Linked DNA regions of Mus musculus: region 2 is linked to region 1. The links are chromatin loops, found by intact Hi-C in ENCODE. Cell type or tissue: left cerebral cortex. All regions are shown on one strand. Links, peaks and the distances in the headings refer to the core of each region. The heading gives the core; the rest is flanking DNA.

What was found. A loop is a pair of places that touch in the nucleus more often than their neighbours do. Peaks named below come from ENCODE experiments on the same cell type or tissue, not always from the same donor. Only the 100,000 strongest peaks of a DNase experiment are listed, where the experiment ranks them.
Region 2: a loop joins it to region 1, with 2.9 times the contacts of the local background. A loop is called at or near these places in 10 of 42 quality-filtered maps.

Annotation. Positions count from the first base shown.
Region 1 is chr5:38,301,125-38,313,126 of GRCm38, reverse strand. Otop1 (otopetrin 1) reads right to left here. Exons shown (of 7, transcript NM_172709.3): 7 at 8,910-10,403. The coding sequence ends at 10,233. Among named protein-coding and RNA genes, the nearest start is that of Gm34193, 6.5 kb to the left of the region's middle. In left cerebral cortex, for the core only: a CTCF peak has its summit at 5,240; a DNase peak (open chromatin) is centred at 5,186; H3K4me3 peaks cover 340 bases.
Region 2 is chr5:38,474,487-38,486,488 of GRCm38, reverse strand. Slc2a9 (solute carrier family 2 (facilitated glucose transporter), member 9) reads left to right here and starts at 6,183. Exons shown (of 12, transcript NM_001102414.1): 1 at 6,183-6,450; 2 at 8,996-9,094. The coding sequence starts at 6,358. In left cerebral cortex, for the core only: no CTCF peak of the experiment used is centred there; a DNase peak (open chromatin) is centred at 6,039; H3K4me3 peaks cover 843 bases.

The DNA.
Region 1 (12,002 bases), core at 4,251-6,750:
CTCTGTTGTTTTCGCTCTTGGGTCCTGGATGCGTTTGTAGTCGTCATTGCCCAGCCTCTTCTGTGGATAAGTGCCTCCCATCCACTCCATTCTCCCACTATGACATTTCTCAAAAGCATGTGACTTTCTTCACATTCCCATCATTCCTTGGGTCCATGTTAGTTATCATTAGCTTAATTAATAAAATTTACTCATTAATCCCAAACATCTTAACCACCAGTCACCTCTCATTGTCTCAGCCTTGACTCTGGCTACACAAGCTTCCCCAATCACCTCAGTGAGCCCCTCTTTTTTCAGCCAATGTCTTTTGAGTCCTGGATTCTACCCTTGCTCTTGTCCCTAACTGAAATGTTCTACCCTCTTTTTCCTGAATGGAGGGGGACTTATACTTGTCCTTAAACCCTGTACCTATGTCCATTCTTTCCCAAGACTCGAGGCAGGCAGCTGCCATCTTTGCACTCTGGCAGCACACAAGCCCATCACTGTGCTGTAATTGAGTCCCTGAATGCATCGGCACCATTCTCACGTGTGGCATTATCAATGGGGAGATGCTGACACTCACCTCTATGATCTGTGTAAGGAAGGCAAGGATGTCCATGCTCACCATCACCATTCAACACTCCCACAACTGTTCAAAAGAAAGCTTGAATGACCACTAACATCAATTAGATATGAAAAAGAAACAAGTATACCCACGTTGGAAAGGAAAAAGTAAAATTATTTCTATTCGTATATAACATGGTCTTCTTGGGGAAGACCCCCAAAGACTTCAACAACAACAATAAACAAACCAGACCAAAACAAAACACACAAAACACACACACACACAAACAAAACCCAAAACAAAACAACAGCAAACCCTATGAGCTCTAACAGATGAACCAAGAGAAGACTTAGGTTATGAAATCAATGTGCAAAAATCCAGTGGTGTCTTCCTATTGAATAACTACCTACCCAAAAAAGAAATCCTTACCATGGCACAAAAATGAATAAATTTAATGAAGAAAATGAGATAACCCCACATCCAAACTGTAAGCTATTGATGAAATTGAAGAGACCACAGTGTGATGGGTAGTATTAGTTGGTACAACCTAGAAACCAAGGAAGTAGAGTCTCAATGAAAATTTGCCTAGATGAAGTTGATTTTGTCTTTAACATATCTGTGGGGATTGTCCTGATTACATTAATTGAGGTAAAAAGACCCAGCCACTGTAGGTGGCACCATTCCCTAGGCAGCGATCCTGAGCTATTCACGTGTAGAAAGGAGTCTGAATGTAAGTAATCATACAGGCGTCCATTTTCTCTTGGATGTCACTAGTAGTTTCAAGTCCCCGTTTTTCTGAAATGGAACTGGGAGCCAAATAAAGCCTTCCTCTCTCACAGTTTCTTTTGTCAAGGTGTTTTATCACTGAACAGAACTGAAGCTGGGACACACAATTACCTGAGAGGTAGTCTATTACCATGGATAGAAGAATTAGCAGTTACCAAAATGCCTATATAAGTCAAAACAACCCACAAATTCAGATCAATACCCATCAAAATGCCAATAGCACTTCTCATGAAATAAGAAAAGGGGCTGTAAAACCCATATGAGAACCAAAATGGTTTAAACTGTCAAGGCAATTTTGAGGAAGGAAAAAAAATGGTGAAGGTATCTGTCTTAGTGTTCTATTGCTGTGCACCTAAGGTATCTGTCTTAGTGTTCTATTGCTGTGAAGAGACACCATGATCAAGGCAACATTTATAAAACATTTAGCTGAGAGTTGTTTACCATTGCAGAGGTTAGTCCACGATCACCACAGTGGGAAGCAGACAGGCAGGACAATACAATGGAGCAACAACTGAGAGCTTCACATACAGATCTGCAGGCAGAGCATGGCACTGAGCCTGACATGGGCTTTTGAAATCTCAAAGCCTGCCCCCAGAGACACATCTCCTCCAACAAAGCCAGCCACATCTACTCAAACACGGACTCACCTCCTAATCCTTTCCAAAAAGTTCCACTGACTGGGGGCCAATTAGCCAAGTATATGGGCCCATGGGGTCTATTCCCATCCAACCACCACAGTACCTCCCACCACTGGGCTGTAGTTGAATCCCCCGAATGCACGAGCATCATACTCATAGACAGCATTATCAGTGGGGAAGTGCAGAACGCTTTCATACTCCTGACTCCAGATCACTTTATACCGGGATTTGAGTGTGACTCAGTGGAGAGCACGTGCTCTTTAAGTACAAGGCCCTGAGTCCCATCTCCAGTGTCAAAAATAAGTCCGTTAAATAAAACTATATCACGAAGCCATGATCACAGACACCATGGTCTACCAATCGAGAAACACAAGCATAGGCCAGTGGACCAGAGCAGAAATCCCAGAAAGAAACTCAAACGTGTTCCTAGCAAGGATACAAAGAAGACTCCCAGGAAAAGGATGGTCTCATGGGCGAATGATGATGGAAAAACAGGATTCCCACATGCTGAAAAATCAACTCAGACTTGTAGAAAAGAGCAAAGGGGAAGGTTGTCTTGCCAGGAAGTCACTGTGGGGATTAGATTAGTGGGGAATCCATTACAGAGGGAAGTGTGGGAGGCAGAGGCAGCAGAAAGCAGCCACAGCTCCTGAGCTTCACCACGTAGAGGGAAACCTGAAAGGCGGACTCTCAATCAGGCTATGGGCACATTGACTTTAAGGCCCTCCAAGTAGTCAGTTGGCATGGGCCAGCCTGGAGCTGAGATGCAAATCTAGGGCTTGACAATGTCCCAAAGCTAGGCGAGCCCTTGCTCCCAAACTGGACCATCCAGGAGAACAAAGTGACGAGCCAGGAGGCTCTTTAGACCACCAAAGAATTTCAAACAGTCAGAAAGTTGGGAGAGCCCACATATACAGTTCAAAGAAGGACCATAGGGTGGGGTCAGCCTGGAGGATGCATGTCTTTGGGGTCATCCCTCACTCTGCAGAGAGCCTGAGTCACAGATGGTTTGACTGGTGCCTTGGGTCACCCTGCTTCAAGCACAAACTCAGATCACAGTCCCTGAATTCGCCTCTCTACCATTTCTATTTGTGTCTGAAGCACAGAGGGTGTGGCAGGCTGGTTCCCTGCAGCTGCCCTAACACTCTCAGCAGCAGAAAGCAACCGGTGCCATGTCAGCATCCTGGAGGTGAGGGCCATCAGAATGTCTTGCTGGCTAAGATAGAGTGGAAACCCACTTGACGTGTCCCTGCTGCCCCTCCCAGCCTCCAGCAGCAGCTGGCCTCCCTCACCTGTGACACCTTAACTTGCATCTTTGCTTTAGGGGTCACACCATCTCCTCTGACTCCACTTAGGGTGACATAGCATCTACTCAGTTTCTTTAATTCAGGACTGTCCATTGGGTCCATTTCCCATTGACAGGTTCTGAACAATAGACTCACCGCACGGGTTGCTCTCTCCCAGTCTCTCTGAACTCTGTGGAGAATGAGTGGATCAGGCTGTTTGAGATCAGCGCTGTCCATCTACAGAGAAACAGCTAGTGCCACTCAGCCATCCTGAGGTTTACTCAGAATTATACCTGTAAGGGCCTCTCGTGGCAGACTACATGTAGGGCAGCCTGAGTGCCATGTCAAGTCACTTGGTGACCCTCTGTGGAGACCTCTACTCCCACTGTGTACACCAGAATAGCCTGAGTATGGGAAGTGAAGGCCACAGCGGCTGGAACCCAGCCTCTAGACTCAAGCCTTTCCCCCACAGCACACCAGGCACTTCCTTGAGGGGCCACCCAGCTCTGTGCACACCACCTGAGTGGAGAACCAAGCCCTCACCAGAAGATGCCATCCTTGGCCCCTACTGACATCTCTTCTTCCATCAAGGAGACTGTACAGTGGTCGGATTCATAGTAGGGTCAAAAACCTCACACATTCCTGTGATTCATCCATAGCCACTGGTCCAAAGGACTCTGTCATCCTTTCTCCTGGGCACACTCTGAGAGGTTCCATTTTACCTCTTATAGAAAATGCGCCCTCTGCTGTCCCTCTCCAGCATAGCTTGTACCATGTGACCCTGTGGACACAGCTGCCCTCTGCCTGGTGCTCTGTGTAGCTTAGGCTAACAAATACGTGAAGAGAGCCTCCCTTTACCAGCTATGTCAGATCAAAGACTATGCTCAATATGGAACTGAAGAAGTGCCTGGCAATGCTACCTCACTGCTGTTGGGCTGATTCAGGCACATCTGAGAAGATTCTAGAAGAAGCTGGGCAGTGAACACGTGGGAAACGGGAGCTAATGGGTGAGACTCACAGTGCCCTCACCAGTTCCTGCTTCAGATGCTCTCGTTCTCAGGCATGCCCCTCCGGTTTGGAACGCAAGGGCTCTGCTGAGACTGACCAGTGGGGTGTGGCTAGCCTGGGTCAACTACAGGCAACAAAGAAGCCTGGTTGACATCAGGGGGTCACCAAACTCTGACCTGGGGCCACCTCAGTTCCTCCTTTTTTAAGTTCTTATGGACATGGCTAAGACTCCATTCCCTAAGTGCCCCCCAAGTTCCCCCTTCCCACTAGAAGAAGGCAGAAATAGCCCACAAAGCCTGAGAACCTTTCTATCTGAGTCCTTATGAAACAAGAGTTAGCTGTCTCTGGCTTAAATACCGATATTGTTTGATCAGGTTCCCTAAAAATAACTTAAGTAGAAAGTGGGTCCAGGACCAGGTCCTTGAGGTCCCAGTCTCCTGTCTTCTCACAGGTTGGTCTTGCATACAGGTGATAGCTGCTTCGTGATCACACACTAACTGCCCCAATGACTCCCACCCACAATTATTTTTGGGCATGAAGATGACCTTCCTCCCCCCCGCCCCCCTCCCATACTTGCTTCCTACTTAGGGAAGAAAATCCTACCCAGGCTGTGTCCAGCAGAGAACTTTCCATTTTCCAGACCATAAAATGTTCTTTCCGCAAAGACTAGACTCTGGGAATTTCTCTGCAGTTGTGTGGTGTGTGTGTAGTCATTCTTACTTTGCAGGCATAATTTACCACCCTTATCCCCCATGCCCTCCTGGAACCCTTGTCACACATCTCCCATTCCGTACCCTCCTCCAGCAAAGCAACAAGTCACCTCCACGACCTAGCTAGCGAGAGAGCCAGACGCCACTCTTTGCGCTTCCCCCGGGCATGAGTCTGCGAGCCACTTTCTTCCAACTGGGCTGAGAGCGCCCTCTAGCGCTTGGAACGTGCATGCAGTACTGAACCCGCGAGCAGCAAACCTAGGACAGCAAAGGGGTAGAAGGAATATGGCAAGGGAGGGGGCAGAGGTGAAGTGTCAGGAACAGGGGCTCTGTTTGGATAGAAGATGTAGAAGATATTTCTCCTCACTGCGAGAGATATTCACCTGCTTCTGGTCTCAGGTTTGCTTTCAGAGCGCGAGGGAGACGGAGAAGCGGCCAGCGCGCCCCCTCCTGGTCACGCTTCCCCATAGCAAGGCTCCCTTCCACAGCACAGAGCCAAAAGTTTTATGCCAAATCTAGTTGCTGTTGGTTTTCTGTTATTTGTTGTTGTTGTTGTTTGTTTGTTTGTTTGTTTGTTTGTTGTTGTTGTTGTTTAACTAGGAGAAAAGTGAGGTGGTGTGTCAATTTAGCCAATGTCAGGTCGGGCGATGAGCACGTGATTCTGAGGACTGAGTTACGTGATCCTCACAACTACTGTCAGTGAGCTTACCCAACTTTGAGGATCAGAGTACACCTGGCTCAGACACCCACCTCTCATCCGCCATGGATGAGTGTTGAAAACCTCCTGTGGTAGCTTTGTCCGACTTCTTTCTTACTCTCCTTTCTTTTAGATGTTTTTATTATAAAACATCTCATGAATATTAAAAAAAAAAAAAAGTACCAAGGGAGACACCTGGATACCTCTGTCTGATCTCCTTTCTTAAGAGTAAAAATATTTGAGACACTGCACGTACTTGACCCTGATCTCCATCCAGCACTATCCCTGCCCACTGCGCTACACTTGGCGTTCTGTCCGAATGTGTCAGTAACTTCCTACTGCACGGGGTCTCCCAGAGCATTAGTGCGTCCAGGGTGGTCCTGTTTCTCAGCATCTTGTCCAGCAGAGAACTTCTCCGCTCAGAAATAAAGCTGCTTCACGATGTTCTATACTTCTGTGGTATGAAGTTTTTCCTTGGACATTGTTTGAGAATGATCCACATTGAAAGGCCGAGTTCTGAGTCATCCCCTTTGACTCCTGTGGGCACTCTGCTGTGGAAGCAGTCCATACTGTACCCACACTCCTGACAGACATCCAGGATGCTCTCCACTAACACCTGGCCACCCCTGAGCCTGTCTTTGGAGCCCCTAGAGGACTGGACATGCTCAGTCTTCAGTAACGTGCACCTCCAGCCTTACCCAGCCTTGCCAATCAGTGGCTCTAACAGGCCGGTTTCTACTGGGTCATCTCTCATCCACAGCCACCATGGTTCTGCTTTCTTTCACACTGTTTTGACATGGACATATATATGGTGTCCCCCAAGGACGCATATGTTGGAGGCTCTGTTCTCCATGTGGTACTGGTGAGGGATGTGGAACCTTCTGAAGTGGAGACTAATGAGAGGTGCTTGTGTCACTGAGGGTGTGACCTCAGTGGGATCAAAGTGGTTCTTACAAGACAAAGAATTAATCCTCATCAGAGCGGTTCTGTAAGAGTATCTTTGTCTTTCCCTTCACTCAGACCCCCTGTCTTGTCCTGACACAACGCCATGCTCCAGGGCCCTCATGTCCACCTATGCCGACTGGACTTTGAATATCAAAAACTGTGAAACAAATAAATGTCTTTGTTCAATAAATACCTAGACTCGGCCATTGTGCCATACATACATAACAACAGAAAACAGACCGGATGTTTTGCCAATCATATGTGTGGGAAATTCGTTCATCGCTGCCGTAATTTGTGTTTCCTTTATGATAGCACCAGATGCCTAAAGCTTGGATATTGTTTCCCTTAGTTTTCCCCCTGAAAACTGCCTCAGCATTAAGAAAATAACCCTTTCCTCAGCCTTAGACAAAGGTGAGACAGAAAGTTTGGTGAGAACCACTGTCCAGCCTGCAGTTTGGGCAAGCATGGTCACTCCTGTAAGGGTTGCCCCTGAAAGACTCTGAACCCAGTGAGGATGGGCTGACTTAGCCAAGCTCACTGGATTACAGTCCAGTCAGTCAGGCCCGACATTATGGCTCCCTCCCTCTTCTTGGCAAAAGTCTAAACCCAGAAGCTGAGGCCTCCAGGACACTGAAGAGGGGTCAAGTTCACACCAACCAAAACTCAGACATGCAATCTCATGCCATGATAAAACAGGACTCTTTGGAGAGTCCCAAAATTCAGGAATAAAGAGGTGTTCTCCATGACGCAGCTTGGGATAGCAACAACCAAAGAAAACTCCTGAATATACCAGAATGTCCGAAGTCACAGATGACCAAATAGAGCGGTATAAATGGTCTCCAAAGTCACCCCCGATCATCTTCTAATACCATGAAATGAGAGCCATAATGAAACCTTAGCAGGGCTGAATTACTTAGCAGAGTCCTAAAATAGATGCTTCTTCAAGAAAGAGGTTGCCGAGGTCCTGATGAAAGGGCAGACCCAACCACTCCACATGCACTGCATCTGGACTTGCAGCCAGGAGGGCAGGGGTCACTGTGAAGTCCCAAGGTGATTCCTATGCAGGCCAAAGGGTATGAACCAGAGCCCCGGGGATTGGGAAATGGCTGGGAGGCATGTAGAGTTAAGAAAGTTACATCCAAGGTCAGCACAAGTAAGAATGACCTTGTTTTGTGGGGTGTGTGCCTAAGTGTGTGTGTGTGTGTGTGTGTGTGTGTGTGTGTGTGTGTGTGTGTTTGCTGGTAGCTGCCTAGGAACTTCAAGCTAATGGCCATTGTGCCTGCATCATTGTTCCCAACTTCAGGACTTCTCCTATTTGAGACCAAAAGGTTGTTTAGGGTTGGGCTGTCCTCTGCATTGGAGAAGGCTCAGGAGTGTCCCTGGTCTCTACCACTAGGTGACGGCAGCTCACTAGTGTGAGCAGCTAAACAAGTCTGTAGACATCACCGTGTGGCCTCTGCAGGCCAGCACCTCAGGCTGAGAAGCAGTGCTCTACAAGAAAAGTATTTTAAACATCTTTTGTTTTTAGAATTTATGCCTATTTTTAAGGCTTACTTCCCCTAAAACAAATATAAAGTGTTTTGCTCCTGTTTAAAAAAAATGTTTCTGTTGCCTGCCAAGAAACAACCCACTTAGATGTTGCTGTATTAACACTAGTATTTACAGTGTGCTCAATTTACTATGGTTTCAAAATAGTTGTGGAAAATCACCTACAAATACGTACTCTGGTATCAGTATTCCTTAGGAGACTTTAAAATGTTTATAAGCTTTGAGTGTGGCTTCCTGATGTCACATATATGAATGGCCCATAGTATCCATAAGGAACTGGCCCCAGGGACCCATGTGGATACCAGAACCCATGGATGCTCAAGTCCCTTAGCAACAGGGTAATGTATGTACACATAGAATGTGCATCTCCTTCTGTGGCCTTCATATTCTCCCTAGGTCATCTAAAATACCTAATAAGGGCCTGAAATATGACTCATTCAGGTGGCACATAGGCCCAGGGTTCAGTTCCCCACCACTGCATGAAACCAGGCATGGCAGTACAAGACTGTATTCCTGCCACTAGGGAGGCAGGGATAAGAAGATCAGGAGTCAATGGTTGTCCTTGGATAGATAGCAAGTTTGAGAAAAACCTAGGTAAGACACAAGACTCTGTCTCAAAACACACACAGGTACAACAGGTACACACACACACACACACACACCTCAACACAATGTAAATTTCACATAAATGACTGCTAGATTATATTGTTTATAGGGAAATGACAAGAAAAAATTCGCAAGAGGCAATTCCTTTTTGAAAGCTTTATTATTATTATTTTTTATTATTCATGGGGGTAGCACACTCTTGCATGTGAGTGCTGGTGTCCCTGGAAACCTGAGAAGAATATCAGATCTTCTGGAGCTAGAATTGCAGGCAGTTGTAAACCAACTGATGCCATACTAAAAACCAAACTCTGGTCCTTTTTGAGAGCAGCAGGCCATCTCTCCAACCCCAAGACCCAACTCTTACAAAACATTTTCTATGCAAAATTGGCTGAATGTAGATGTGGGATCAATGGATATGTAGGGCCAATCGTCTCTTTTAAAATGCAATTTTTAAATAAGAGAAATGTTTTAGAAACACGCTTGGCTTTCGCAGAGCCACTTAGGAAAGCAACATTGTGAGCCTTCTAAAATCAAAAAAAGGCAAAGGAGGTTAATTGTGGTACATTAGTTTGAGATTCTGACAGCAGTAAAATGATGTTTGCCAGGAATTTATGACAGTGTAGAGAAAGGTGTCATCAGACTGTCAAATAGGAAAGCATGAGGAGAACATTAGAAATGTCAGGTTATCACTAGCAAGTACAACAATATAGAAAAGTCTGCACGGCACCACAGCTGAAAGCTACACCATGGTGTTCAGAGTAACTGTTAGCAGTGCAACATGGACCATTTTTCCTGTCTCTCCTCCCAAAAATATTCAGATTTTCTACGTCAGGAACTGGATATAGATGTAGCAAAAAAGAGAACATCAATGTTTATTTTCTTTTAATATTTCATAATGAACACAAATAAAAATGGACCAAAAATTTAGGGAAGGTCTTGTGTTTGTAGAACAAGTCTAGAATCAGACTCTCATGCAGTTGATCAAAACTAATTTTTATCCAAAATTAAACCAGCTCAAATATTAAACTACAAACTAAAATGCATTTGTTTCCAAACCCAGTAACCCTGAGCAGGAAAAAAAAAAAATGTAAATGGATTGATACACAGATGGCCAGAAAAAAGTTGTACACAGTCATACAAATTACAGACAGGAAATGCTTGTTATGAAAAACTCCATCATTTTCATCCAAACCTGGATCACCTTCTTCTAAAACACAGGGTCTCAGCCAGAAAATGCTCAACTCATTTTGGATCTGATTGGAATTGGCTAAGGACAGGCTCCAGCTATCTTGTGCAGTTGATTTAACTGCTCGCTCTCCCCCAGGTCGAGGGCAACTCCAGACAGTCAGAACAAAAGGCATCCTTCCCGCCTTTGTCAGACAGTGTTTGCTCATCCCCGCCCTTCGCAGGTGGCTGCAGAACCCCCTTGCTCCCCCGTCCCTTCTCCTTTCATGAGGACTCAGGCTAGATCTTACAATAGACCTCAAAGAGGGCAGCAGCTGCGTGCATCCGGTAGAAAATGGAAAAGGGCATGGCCAGGTTGACCACAATTATCCAGGGTTCAAAGCCAAAGACAATTTCCTCCAATCCGTTGTCATACTCGGGACGGCAGCCAAAGGCAGGGGGAATCCAAAGCTGAAAGAGAAGAGGCAGCCTTCGTCTCCACTTCAAATCATGCTACAGCATCACTGGCAAGGTCTCCAAGGTGCATGTGTTCAAGGCCTGGTCCCTGGCTGACACACTACCGCAAGTTAACTAGATCATGGGGGAGACTAGCTTCATCAGTGGGCTAACCCAGGATAGAGTCATAGCTGAGTGGACTAGTACATGGTGAGAAACAGAAGTAGGTAGGTCACTGGGGATCACTCTGATGGACATATCCCATGCCCAAATCTCTGTGTATCTCTGTCACTTTGCTCTTGGAAAGTAAGCTGCTCTTCTCTGCACTCCCACCACGATATTCTGTCACAGACCTGTAAGCAACAGAGCCAGCCAATCATGGACTGAAACCTTCTAAAATGTGAGGCCAAACCACCTCTTCCTCACCGGAGCTGTTGCCCCAGTGTGGAAAGGCTGACTCTGTGGTTAGAAGCTTTCAAGACACCGGAGGTGCACACTCAAATTCCAGGCACCGTGGATGTTGACCCACTGTGAGTCACAATGGCTGGGGTGATTGTACCACGTTCCTCATCTCCATGGGAACCAGCAAATCTATGAGTCTTCACTGAACTCTCTCCAGCCACCATTTTGCGCTCAGACCCAGGTAAACTCATCCATTTCTCTCCATTTCAACAGCCGAGGAATTAACTCAGCTTTCCCATCTGCAACTCAACTCTCCCTGGAGGGCGCTGATGAGAGCAACCAGCAAAGGAAGTCAACAAAACTTAAAACAATGAGCAGATGCTCTTGCCACTCAAAGATCCTACACACTGCCCTCCCCTCCTCAGCAGCTTCCTTTCTTCCTTCCTACTGACCACTCTGGGATACCTGGGCCCCCTCTCTGGTCCTGGGTCCTTTCTCCTACTTCGTGCATGGTTTCTATCTCGCTGCCTCCTGGGCTAGCGCCGGCACCTTCTAGCTTAGCTGCCCTATGAAGAGCTTACATAGACAAGAACAGAGGGAGGTCTCAGGCCAGCAGCCAGAAGGAACTCCTGTTTTCCACCCAGCAACCCACAAAGGAGCTGGAGACAAATCCCAAAGGAATGTCTTTCAGCCAACAGCCTACAGTCAGACTAGGATCATGAGCAGACCGTAGAGAAGCTACAAGATAAATCCCTGTGGTTTCAGGTCGCTCTGTTTGGGGTTATTTGTTACCCAGCAGCAAGTGACTAATACACCCTGACTCCATTTCCATCTCTACTCAGAACTCTCTCTGGTGTATTCCCTGTCCCACTTTTTTCTCTGGCTTCTTAGACTTCACAGGATTTCATTCTTCCATCTCAAACCTTTTCTGACCATCTGCTCCTTTTCTGGCTCTTTGTTTGCTCAGACTCTTTATGAGTCGGTCTCTTCTTCCTGTATATGCCCTCTAGAGCTGTCACCACCTTTGACTTCCACCTAACCTGTCCCACTCTGGAGCCCTGCACATATTTCCCACTGGCCACTCAACTGGTGCACATCTCAATTTACCCTGCCTTTCCCATTTCCCCCCTTACCAGCATTGCCTTCCGCCCACATGCATCATCCCGAGCTCCAAGCATTACCTGTGTCTTCCCTCGGCCTCTCCCACATCAC
Region 2 (12,002 bases), core at 4,702-7,201, 170 kb before region 1:
TCCCTGCTCACCCTCACTGCTCACCCTCACTGCCCATCCTTCCTGCTCATCTTCCCTGCTCATCCTCCCTGCTCATCCTCCCTGCTCATCCTCCCTGCTCACCCTCCCTGCTCACCCTCCCTGCTCATCCTCCCTGCTCATCCTCCCTGCTCATCCTCCCTGCTCATCCCTCCCCCTCATCCTCCCTGCTCATCCCTCCCCCTCATCCTCCCTGCTCATCCTCCCTGCTCACCCTCCCTGCTCATCCTCCCTGCCCCATCTCCACTCTTCATGCATCCCTGCAGTCCTGCATACCCTGTCCCTGGCTCAGCCTGGCTCCACTGTCTCCACCCTGTGCCTGGCCAGCCTCTCACCTCCCATGCACGTGTGAGCAGTCTGAAGGTCATGGTCCATTCCTCTTCTCCCCAAATGCCAGCTCTGTAATGGCGGCGGGGGTGGGGGTTGGCCTTTGCTCAGGACTGGACCCCTCATAACTAGGATATTGGCACTTGGTGTTTGCCGAGGGAGTGCTCCACATACACATCCTGCCTTTGGATTTGAGTAAGAGGACACAGACCTGGTTTATGCACATGCAAAGCTTAACATACAAAGTCTTGATTATCAGTATGTCTGTGTTTAGTGTCAAATAATACATATTCACCTATATATTTTTTTCTTCACTTGTCAAATATAAATTTGCTCTGACTATTTCTTCCTGCCACATGCTCTTAGATAACAGGCTTTTCAACAAGATTTTATTTTAAATTATGTACATGTGCATGCCTATGAGTTTGTGTCTGTGAGTGCAGGTGCCCACGGAGGCCAGAAGAGGGTGTTGGATGTCTTAGAGCTGTAGGGAAAAGCAGTGGTGAGCTGCCTCATGTGAATGCTAGGCCCTGAACATGGGGCTTTGCAAGAGCAAACCAGTGAGCCATTGCTCCACCCAGAAATAACATTTTTAAAGGGCTATTAGGCTTTCTATGGGCTGGGAAGATGCTCCATTCGTTGAGTGCTTGATGTGTAAGTGTGAAGATCTGGGTTAGGAGTCTCAGCACCCAGTTAAACATCTGTAACCTGAGCATAGGGGAGGCAGAGACAGTGGAACCCCCAGAGCTTGTTGGCCAGCCAGACCAGTCAAGTCTGTGAGCTTCAGACTCCGTGAGATCTTGTCTCAGAAAATAAGATGGAGAGTGACTGATTGAGGATGACAGCTGGCATGGGCCTCTAGCCTCGGAGTACACAAGTGTGCACAGACACACCCATGCATATGCACAGACACATAATACACACACTATGCAATACACACAGAGAACACACACCACACACGTACACCACACACATACACCACACACATACAACACACTCACACCACACCCACATGCTTCCCGCTATGGATGAACTGTGACACAGGTAAACTTTTCTTGGTCTAGGACTAGCAGTTAGAACAGATCCCCAGTAGACAGACAGACAGAAAAAGGGGCCACCAGCAGGTTTTAAAAACTGGCATTCTTCCAATTTCCTCCTCCTCCTCCCAACCAGAAATAAAACTCTTAAGGACTGCGACCCTTTAATGCATGTTGCGGTGACCCCCAACCATAAAATTGTTTTCATTGCTACATCATAACTGCAATTTTGCTACTATTCTCAATTGTAATGTAAATATTTGTGTTTTCCAATGGCCTTAGGTGACTCCTGTGAAAGGGTTGTTTCCCCCCTCCCCACTCCCCACGAAGGGTTCATGACCCACAGGTTGAGAACTGCTGCCTTAAGGCCCAGTGGACTTTTTCTCTGGCGATCAGGGATCCTTGCCTGTGTCCTGGCCTGATGGTTTCCAGGCAGGCTCAGCACGTGCTTACTCAAAAGACTGGGCCTATCAACCTCCTTTTCTTTCTTCAGACTGACCAACCCTGAATTAGAGGAGAAAGACCACTTGAAGATCCTTCAAGCCCTAACATTCAAGGACTTCCTGAATCTGCCCTCTGATTCGCAGAGGGTCTTTTTGAGTGCCTTGTGCTCTTTCTCTCCCACCTCCTCTTCTCTCTTCCTGTCCCTCTCCCCCCTCCTCCCCTTCTCTTTCTCTCTCTCTCTCTTTCTCCCTCCCCCCTCCTCCCCTCTCTCTGTGTGTGCAGCTCTGTGTGTTTTCTTACTCCTAATAAAAGTCTTTCTTCACGGGCTGATTCTGTGTGCCTTGTCTGAGATTTCCCCTGCTTCTTTAACTGGCAGTGAAAATGAAGCCAACCAAGGCTAAGACCCCACAATGCACCACACAGTCACCATTGCAAATGCCATTTCCTAACATGGAAGACATTGCAATGAATAGCTTTTGGGTTGAAACCTTTGTGCTTAGTTTATTTCTTGTCCCAGGATGCATTTTTACAAATGCCGGGACAAGTTTAGCTAAAGCATGCAAATTGGTCTGAAGCTCTAAAACATGTCAAAACTCTAGAAAACTGGCAAGGCTTGCCATTTCTGTCACCGGGGGATTCGGGTTACCTTTTTTTTGGTGACGCTAACTTGACAGGTGAGACTTAACGGTTTGTCTCAGCTTCTACTGGCTTCAGTTTCACTGGAGACAGACAGTCTGGTGTTTCCAGCCTTTGTGAGCCCGACCTTCTGAGGGAGGCTGCTTCAGGGAACAGCCTGCATTCTGTAAGCTAGGAGGCAGGTGTGGGAAACACAGCCATTGCCCTGTCTCACGTTTCCTAAATGGAGCTGGGCCAGAGGAGACCAGGTCTCTCCGGGGATCTGGGGTCAAATGAGGATATTACAATGTCTCATCCTGGTGTCCTTGCCTGAGTGAATCTTTCCTGAGTGACTTCCTCTTTTTTTTTTTTTTTTTTTTTTTTTTTTTGTGAAGTATTGTGGCTTGAACCCAGGACTTCATGCATGCTAGGCAAGTGCTCTACCACTGAGCTACATAGCCAGCCTCTTTAAAAAGGGTTTTATTTTGAGACAAGTTCTCACCAAGCCAGACTGGCCTTGACTCACTGTGCAGACCAGTAGGGCCTAGAACTGGTGATCACAGTCTACTGACTAGCTTGAGTGACCTCCAGCATAGCTGTCTCCACTGACCTACCCATCACCAACAGCAGATGACTAATGGCGTCCTTTCTCTTGCTCTTAGGAATAACAGAAGCCCAAGACCATGAAGCTCAGTGAAAAGAACTCCGCAGAAACCAAGGAAAGCCAGCGGGTGAGGAGGAAGGTGGCCAGTCCTACTTCCTTGTTCCTCCTTTCCTGTACCTTCTGGTAACCAGGATATCCATGCTCCCTCCTCCAGGGGAGTGGGGTTATCATGACAACAGCAGAGAGCAGGGGTGCCTGAGAGGACAGCAGTGTGGGACGCTGTGGACTATGCATAGGTCTGACATGGGTTTGGCAGGGAGATGATCATCAGAGTCTCTCTCTGCTGGAGCTCCCTGGACTTGTTGTGACAGTTCCCATTCCAAAGGGCAAATAAGGGACATTGATGATGACAACAATGTGGTAGTTGTCCTTAAATGAAAGATACATCGAAGAGCTGGAGGCGATGGCTCAGTTTGCAAACTGTTTGCTGCATAGAACCCAAGGAAACGTCAGAAGCAGGGGGAGGTGCAGATCTGTAACTCTAGTGCTGAGGCAGGGGGTGGCCCATTCTGTGAGAGATCCCGTCTCCAAAAATAAGGAGGGAAATGAGGGGAAACCACCTGACTTCTACCTCTGGACTCCATGCTATGTGTGTGCCCACCCCTACATACACGCATGCATGCACGCACTCAAAGTTTCAAGAGGCATGAATTGAAACCCATCCCTGCTCTACCTGTTTCTGCTTCCAGGAGGTCTTCAGTAGAAGGTCTCCTCAATAGGATAGAGGACACTGACAAAGATCATTCCTTCAGGCAAGAAGATTTATTTAATGCCGGAGAGGACATGGCAGGGGTCAAGAAGAAGAGAAGGAACAAGGGCACTATCAGGGCACTGGGGAAGATATGGGAGGCTGCTTTAAAGCAATTGGGAAGGGGAGGGACTGGGGAATCTTTGTACTCTGTGGGGAAATGAGGAATCTAGCAGACAGAGGGTGGTGTCACTGTGGAGAAAAGCCACCTCGGGTGCATTCATTGGGAGATGGGGGTGCCTTAGCCCTTTGATATCTGAGGTCTCTACATTCCTTAGTTCCTGTCATTTTCCTGGAGTTTGAACACCTAAGGAGGTTTTCTTACAATTTTAAACAGGCTGTTTGCCTCTTTGTTGCACCAGAGATTAGCATCAGAATCAACTAAGAGACCTGCAGCAGAGCCAGAATGATAGCAAGTGGCCCCACATCTGGGATTTATCATAACCTGAAGTCTGGAGGCTCTAGGGAGCCTAGCATAGACCTGTCCCTGAACCTGACTGTGGGATGCCTGCTAGTGTCTGTAAAATGGTGGGAACACCAAGTCTGCTTGGCTCAAACCTAACACTTAGCAGCCGAGAAGATCCCCTCCCGCCTTGGCTTACAGCCAAAGTAAGCCCACTGCAACCTCTACGTGGACACCTATGCCCCGATTCAGTTCTCTTGGTCAATCTGTTCCTGGCAAAGAATAGAAGTGGAGAAACTAGCAACTCAAGGGATATCCATGAGTCTTTCCGGGGTTTCAAGAAATTTGAGCCCTATTTCTTCCTCCTATAGTTCTTTTCTGTTATTAACCACGGTAACTATCAACTATCATTGTGTGTGTGTGCTCATGCATGCATGTGTGCATGTGGGGTGTGTGTGTGTGTGTAAGAGAGAGAGACAGAGAGAGAGGCAGAGACAGAGGTCATCATCTCTCGTTCACCCGGGCAGCCCTCTAAGATTTGATTTACGATAGTCCGTCTGAAGAGGGACATCTGACCTTCAGGGATCCTGTCCTCAACAATAAGAAAGATAAGGGTGGGGTAGAAAACAAGTTGGTTCCCCAAGACAGCCACAGGGTGACACAGGGCCTTGGCACCCTCCCTGACAGAGTGCCCAGCTGTTCTTGCACGTGTGTGTTAACCACCTGTATCCTGGTGCTCTTGAACTTGTCCAGGGTGAACCCGGGAAGTTTTAAGTCGGATAGGGGTCACCTGATGCATCTCAGCAAGCTTTTACTAGCTGATGAGAACTGTTGCAGTGGAAAAGAAAACAGCACAGAGGGAAGCTGGGGAGCAGGTGAGGGAGAAAGGAGACCATGACTGTGAAGTCCTTGGTGTGAAGGAATGCGGCTATCCCCAACTTCTCTTCTGCAGATCCCTCCTGCACCTTAGGCCCCAGCCATGTAGGCTTTTTTTTTCCCTGTCACCAGCATCAGCTATCTGGCTATCTGTGCCTGCAGAAGGTGTCCCAGGGTGAGGAATGTCAGGCTGAGCAGTTACCTGGGCTCTGTGAATCCCTGGCATTGAACCGAGGCTGGTCTTTCTCGCCCAGGGTGGTCCCTGCTTACCCTGGACAGCATTGTCTCCTTCCATTACCATGGACAGCATTGTCTCATCTGGGCTGGATGCCTTCACGTGCATGTGACAATCATGTCCCCAGAAGTTTCCTTTCTCACCTTCTTTATCTCCACATGTCCTTTCCAGACACAGCTTCTCAGAGTCTTGTGTGGGGACTTGAACACTGCCCCTCACTCCCTACACATTCCTCATTGACCAAGCCTGCTTCTGTCCCCTCCCACCCTATCAGAACACATAATTTACGTAGCCTGCCTTGACCATGGCTCACTGAAAATACTTCTCTGACTGACATTGAAGCAAACTGACCACAGAGTAAATTAATTCTCAGGCTGTCCTGGGGCATACAAGGTCGTTGTCTCGTTACGCGTTACGCTTTTATTGAGCCAGTTAGGACCTGCAGAGAGGGCCACCGACATCGCTGCACGCTGCTCTGCCCATTTGCTCTTTGAGCAGCAGAACTGACTCTGCAGGACAATTAGAGAAAGATCAATATTTCATTTTGCCCCGACAGAATGGAAGCTCAGAGCACGGCCAAGACTTGCCCGTGGACACAGATAAGAGGAGGAGTCAGTGCTGGAACCCATCCAGCTTCTAAGGAGAAAGCCAACAACCTTTGGCCTTGATTCTTAGGAGGTTTCTCTGGGTTTGTGCCAGCTGCCCCATCCAGAGCTCTGGCCTTGTTAGAGAGAATCATAAATGGAGGGGGGGGGGGAGGGGAGCCAAACAAAACAAAACGAAACCAAAAAAAAACCATGACTTGGGCGTGACTCCGGGGAGCGAAGCTGTCTCAGTTGCTTGGGAGCAGGGGAGCAATGTCGCTCGCTTCCTGTTCAGGCATGATCACAGAGCCACGCTTCCTGCTCTGCCCTCCTTCCTGTGGACTCTGCCTCCTCGCTGCAGAGATGCCCTGGCAAGTCCAGGGTCCTGGAGCCAGGAAGAAAAAAGATGGATTCCAGGGAGCTTGCTTTAGCTTCCCTGATGTGTGACACCGGTGGCCCTGGGGAGCTCTCTGTGGGTCACCAGCAGAGGAGGACAAAGGTAAACACAGACCGGCTTCTGTCCTGTGGGGGGTGCAGGCCTGGGTAGCTGCTACTACCAGACAGAGCTCAGCCCCTGTCTGGCAGCTGTGGAGCATACCACCTGGAGCGGGAACGCTGGAGTTTGGAGTTTGAACTCTCTCTCTCTCTCTCTCTCTCTCTCTCTCTCTCTCTCTCTCTCTCTCTCTCTCTCTCTCTCCTTAGCCTTCACTCTCTACCACCTCTGCCATCCCATCAGGGCACTGAGAATGAGGCTCTGGTGGACAGCTCTCTCATGCTTGCTCAGAGCTGACTGCCTTTTCTTTCCTAGGGCAGGCAAACAGTAATACTCTTGATCATAGACTCCTCCTCTTATCTGTGTCCAGTGGGAAGAAGTGTGTGTGTGTGTGTGTGTGTGTGTGTGTGTGTGTGTGTGAGAGAGAGAGAGAGAGAGAGAGAGAGAGAGAGAGAGACAGAGAGACAGAGAGAGAGAGAGACAGAGAGAGAGAGACAGACAGACAGAGACAGACAGAGAGACAGAGACAGAGAGACAGAGAAGCAAGGAAACCCCTCCCCCCCCCCCCCGCCCCAGAAGAGGGGCTGAGGCAGGAGACAGCTTCTATATGCCATTCTCCCTTGCCGAGCAGGACCCTTCCAGATCTGATGGGAGTAGTCCACCCTTAATTAAGATGAGAGTTGAGAGCCATGGGGAGGTGGCAGGGTCTAGAAAAGAGGCTTAAGATAGCTGGCACTAGGCAGTTCCACCATGCCCCCAGCACGCAGGAACTGCACACTGCCTCGGCAGCAGGCTTGGCACCAGACACAGGAGACAAGCAACCTAGTCCCAGCCCTCAGGATAAGCCCCACCCCCTGGAACCTGACAGGGCACACATGCAGTGCCCGGCCCTCTTCTTCTCCTGCAAACCCCTTATGGTGTGGATTCTATTACCACCCTCATCTTAAAGATGAGGAAGCTGATCAAGGAGTGGCCATGTTACTGGTCAAAGCTTACACACTGTAGAAGCTGCAGTGTTAGGATCCAAAGTTGAATCAGAGATAAACATGAGAGATGGCAGGGAGTGGGGGGGTGGGGGGGGAGGAGCTGGGGGAGGCACATGGGTGGTGGCTTTCAGGAAGCTGTTCAGAGGAAGGGGCTTTGGCAATGGGTCTGAGGTAATGAGAAAACCTCTAGGACTTTGGGTGGGCAGGGTGGGGAGAGCTAAGCTTGTGTGTCTTGGCAGAGGCTGAACCAGAGGGAGGTAAAGAGAAATAAAAGAAGAGCTTTCTTTCTTTCTTTCTTTCTTTCTTTCTTTCTTTCTTTCTTTCTTTCTTTCTTTCTCTTCCTTCCTTTCTCTCTCTCTCTTTCTTTTTTCTTTCTTTCTTTCATTTTTCTTTCTTCCTTTCTTCCTTTCGAACTGGCTGTGTCTAGCAGCCCACTGCGTTTTCAGCAGCGGTACTGTTATTAAAAGCCCATTTGACAGATGGACAAGTTGAACCCCAGAAACTTCCAGTCTCTGCTTAGATGCCCACTACTCTATGGTACTAGAGTCTAACAAGAGGAGACTAAGGGCAGAGCATGGAGTTGCTGTTAGGGGCCACTGCAGTTTCCCAAACTATACATGTGCCTGATCTTGGTCCCTTAACTAGACATTGTCTTAGTACACCCCTGGGGGTGGCAGGATCTAGTACCTACAAAATACATGCCTGTGCACACAAATATGTTAAGTGGTGGCTGCCAGAGCCCCTGGTTCCCTCCACCAGACCACAGGCCTGTGGCAGCTCTCCAGTCCCCAGCAGGTGCCAGCTGGTCAGCCTTCCTTCACTAAGACTCGGTGTTCATGAGCATGGCCAGGTCCTGGCTGTGGTCATCTTGAATGAGGCTGGGACAGGAGTACCTGGATGCAGCTCTCAGATTCTCAGCGTAAGCCCCGCCTGCATCTCTATCTGCAGGTCCTTATTCTTAGGTGTGCTGACCAGCTTGTAGGCTGATGCTTTGTCCTGGAACTGTGCATGTGTGTACATGCACATGCACATGAGTGTGCATCTGTGTGGCTATCAGCCATCTCAGACCCCGGTGAAGAGTCAGCTGTGCTGGTCGGGAGCCTTGTCCTGCAATGGGGACCAGCTCAGCTCCAGGCTGCTCCTCAGGCAGCACCAGGGACAGCTCTGCACACCTTCTCTGTGACACTGGGTGGAACTGGACTGACTAGGGACTCAGGGAAGAATGGTACAGAGAAAGCACCTAGAACTGTGCCTGGTGGTAGCGCTCAAGGAGTGCTAGCCGCTGCTAACAACTTAGCTTTGCCTTTTGCTCCTGCTGGATCAGACAGCGGCCACATCCAGCACAGGCCTGCTGGGTGTGTGTGTGGGGGGGGGGGTGCGGAGACCCTCAGGCTGCCTTGCAGGAAGACAGCTGTATAGTGGGACCTCAGGGCAGGAACTCTGCCTTGCCGCACCCCCCCTCCCCACCCCCAACTGCTTCTTTTCCCTCCTGATTTTCCCTCTGGGATGCCTTCCGGCTAAGGAGGCATCCCACTCTGACACCTTCGTCTTCTCTCCCTTCCCAGAAATGGTCCTTCTCGCTCGTCGTGGCAGCTCTCGTGGGAGCCTTCGGGTCCTCCTTCCTCTACGGGTACAACCTCTCCGTGGTGAACGCGCCCACGCCGGTGAGTGTCCGACCGCCAGAGGGCGCTGCGCCCACGCAGGGTGACCAGCAAAAACAGGGTGGATGGGGGGAGGAGAGAGAGATTGAGAGAGTTGTCGCAGAACTGAGGTATCCTTCAGTACAGACCGGGCTGGGCTTGAGGACTTTAATGCCAGTGCAAGTATTTTAGGAGATTGGAGCGCACGGACTTGTCCTTTTTAATTTAAATTTTACTCACACTCAGAGCCACCTGTTATGACTCACCCCTGGCTCCTGTTTCAGCCTGAGGTCAATTCCAGGCTCTCTGCTGGTAGCAGGAGAAGGTGTGCCCCAGGCCAGGTTTTCTTCTGCCAACTCCTGGCAGGATGGAGGCGGTAACGGGAGGGGCAGAGGCTGATGCTGAGCCCAGGCTTGCAGGTAGAGGATGGGGCAGGGAGGCTACCAAATTAGAAAAACCTGGGAATAGGCTCTGAGCTCCAGGTGGTTTGAGCACTGGGCAGGCATGTTGGGGGCACCCTGAGGCCCACATAAGCCAGGCTGGTGGCTCCGGTACATCATTCTCCTGTGTCAAATACAAGGGAGCCAAGGCTGGTGGGTCTCCAAGAGGATACAGGTGCCACAGGGATGCATGCTCCATCAGTGCCAAGGCAGGTCTGGGTTGTAAAACTTGAGCTAATGCTGACATTTGAGGAGCTGTCCAAGTTATCTCAAAAATCGGCACTGATACTAAAGGCTGCTGGGAACAAACGATCTCAGGTGGTTCTTGCAGGTGTCTGCAGCTACCTGGGCCTTTGACTCTGTCATTTCAAGATGAGGCTCTGACTTACCTGAATTCATCTCTGAAAAAAACCGACTTGTGATATGGACTATTGATTTGTCTGGGAAGTTCATCAGAGCATTCACCCAAGAGAGTGGGGCCTCTGTGAAACACAGATCCATATGAGATTTGAACTCTGAGTAGTGTGATGTCACTGACCCATGAACCACAGGAAAGAGCAGTTTAGTCATTCATTCAACAAATATATACTGAGTACCTGTCACATGCTAGATGCTGGGAATCAGGAAGGCGATCTGGAGGAGGTGGACATTGAGCTGAGCCCCATATGTCTGGAAGCATTTCCAATGAGGCAGGGGCAGGGGCGGTGCGGGGGCGGGGCAGGGGCGGGGCAGAGGCAGAAGTAGGGAAACCAAAACACACAAGGCCTTCCTAGCTATATAGGGATGTCAATAGGGTGATAATAGTGAAGGTGTGACTTGCCATTCCTATTCCCGAGGGGAATGGGGAGATGGGTTGGGAGAAGAGGCTAAAAGCAGTGGAGGCTGGGATTGAGGCTCAGTGGTAGAACACCCACTTGCCCAACACAGGTGAGGCCCTGGGTTTGGTCCCCAGTACTGAGAAATCCAGCAGTGAGAGCCAAGAAACCCCACATGTGAGGAGCCGCCCTCACATTTGCCATTATAAGATGGCACTGACAGCTGTGTTCTAAGTGGTAAACATAGTCTGCACACATGCAGGGGCAGTTTTCCCACCATGTGTTCTGCCTTTCCCGTGATGACAACTGGGCCGATGGGCTGCAGCTAATCAGGGAGTAATACGTCCTAGGTGGAGGATAATTCTCCTTAAAAAGGGATGGGGTTTCGCCAGTTGCTGGCTTGCTCTCTTGCACTCTGGCTCCTGAAGATGTAAGCAATAAAGCTTTGCCGCAGAAGATTCTGGTTTGTTGCGTCTTTCCTGGCCGGTCGTGAGAACGCGTCTAATAACAATTGGTGCCGAAACCCGGGACGAGAAAAAACTCGGGACTGGCGCAGGGAAGATCCCTCATTCCAGAACCAGAACTGCGGGTCGCGGTAATAAAGGTTCCCGTAAAGCAGACTGTTAAGAAGGATTCAACTGTATGAATTCAGAACTTTTCAGCTGGGGAACGAGAGTACCAGTGAGTATAGCTTTACGAGGTAAGCCTGGCCTTGAACTTTCTAAGGAAATTCAAGACAGTCTATCAGAAGTAAAGTGGAAAATGGCTTTACAAGTTATGTTTGGCCTTGAATTTTTTCTAGTGTTAGAAGCCCTTTTGTTCCTTTTCACATGTTATCAAGTGGTTAAGGCAGGGCGGATTCTAGAGGAAATTCAGGACAAGCTATCAGAAGTAAAGCGGGGAGAGAGAGTAGGAGCAAAGAGAAAATATGGTACACAAAATAAGTATACAGGCCTTTCCAAGGGTCTTGAACCTGAGGAAAAGTTAAGGTCAGGTAGGAATACCTGGAGAGAGATTAGAAGAAAAAGAGGAAAAAGGGAAAAGAAGAAAGATCGATTAGCGGAGGTCTCTAGGAGATACTCGTCACTAGATGAGCTCAGGAAGCCAGCTCTTAGTAGCTCTGAAGCAGATGGAGAATTCTCCTCTGAAGAAACAGACTGGGAGGAAGAAGCAGCTCATTATGAGAAAAAAGGGTACCAGCCAGATAAAATGCGAGCTAATTGGTCAAGGAAAAAGCCAAAAGCGGCTGGCAAAGGCCAGCTTGCTGCTTGGCCTCTTGGCAGTCGGCTTCAAGGTCATAGTGCACCTCCACCCTATGCTGAGCCCCCGCCCTGCGTAGTGCATCAGCCCTGCGCAGAGAGGCAATGGACAGAGAGGCAATGCACAGACTCGTTCATTCCAAAGGAGGAACAAAGGAAAATACAACAGGCATTTCCGGTCTTTGAAGGAGCCGAGGGTGGGCGTGTCCACGCTCCGGTAGCGTATATACAGATTAAAGAGCTTGCCGAGTCGGTCCGTAACTATGGAGTCAGTGCTAATTTCACTATAGCACAAGTGGAAAGGCTTGCGAATCACGCTATGACTCCTGGTGATTGGCAAACGGTTGTAAAAGCCGCTCTCCCTAGTATGGGCAAATATATGGAATGGAGAGCGCTTTGGCACGAAGCTGCACAAGCG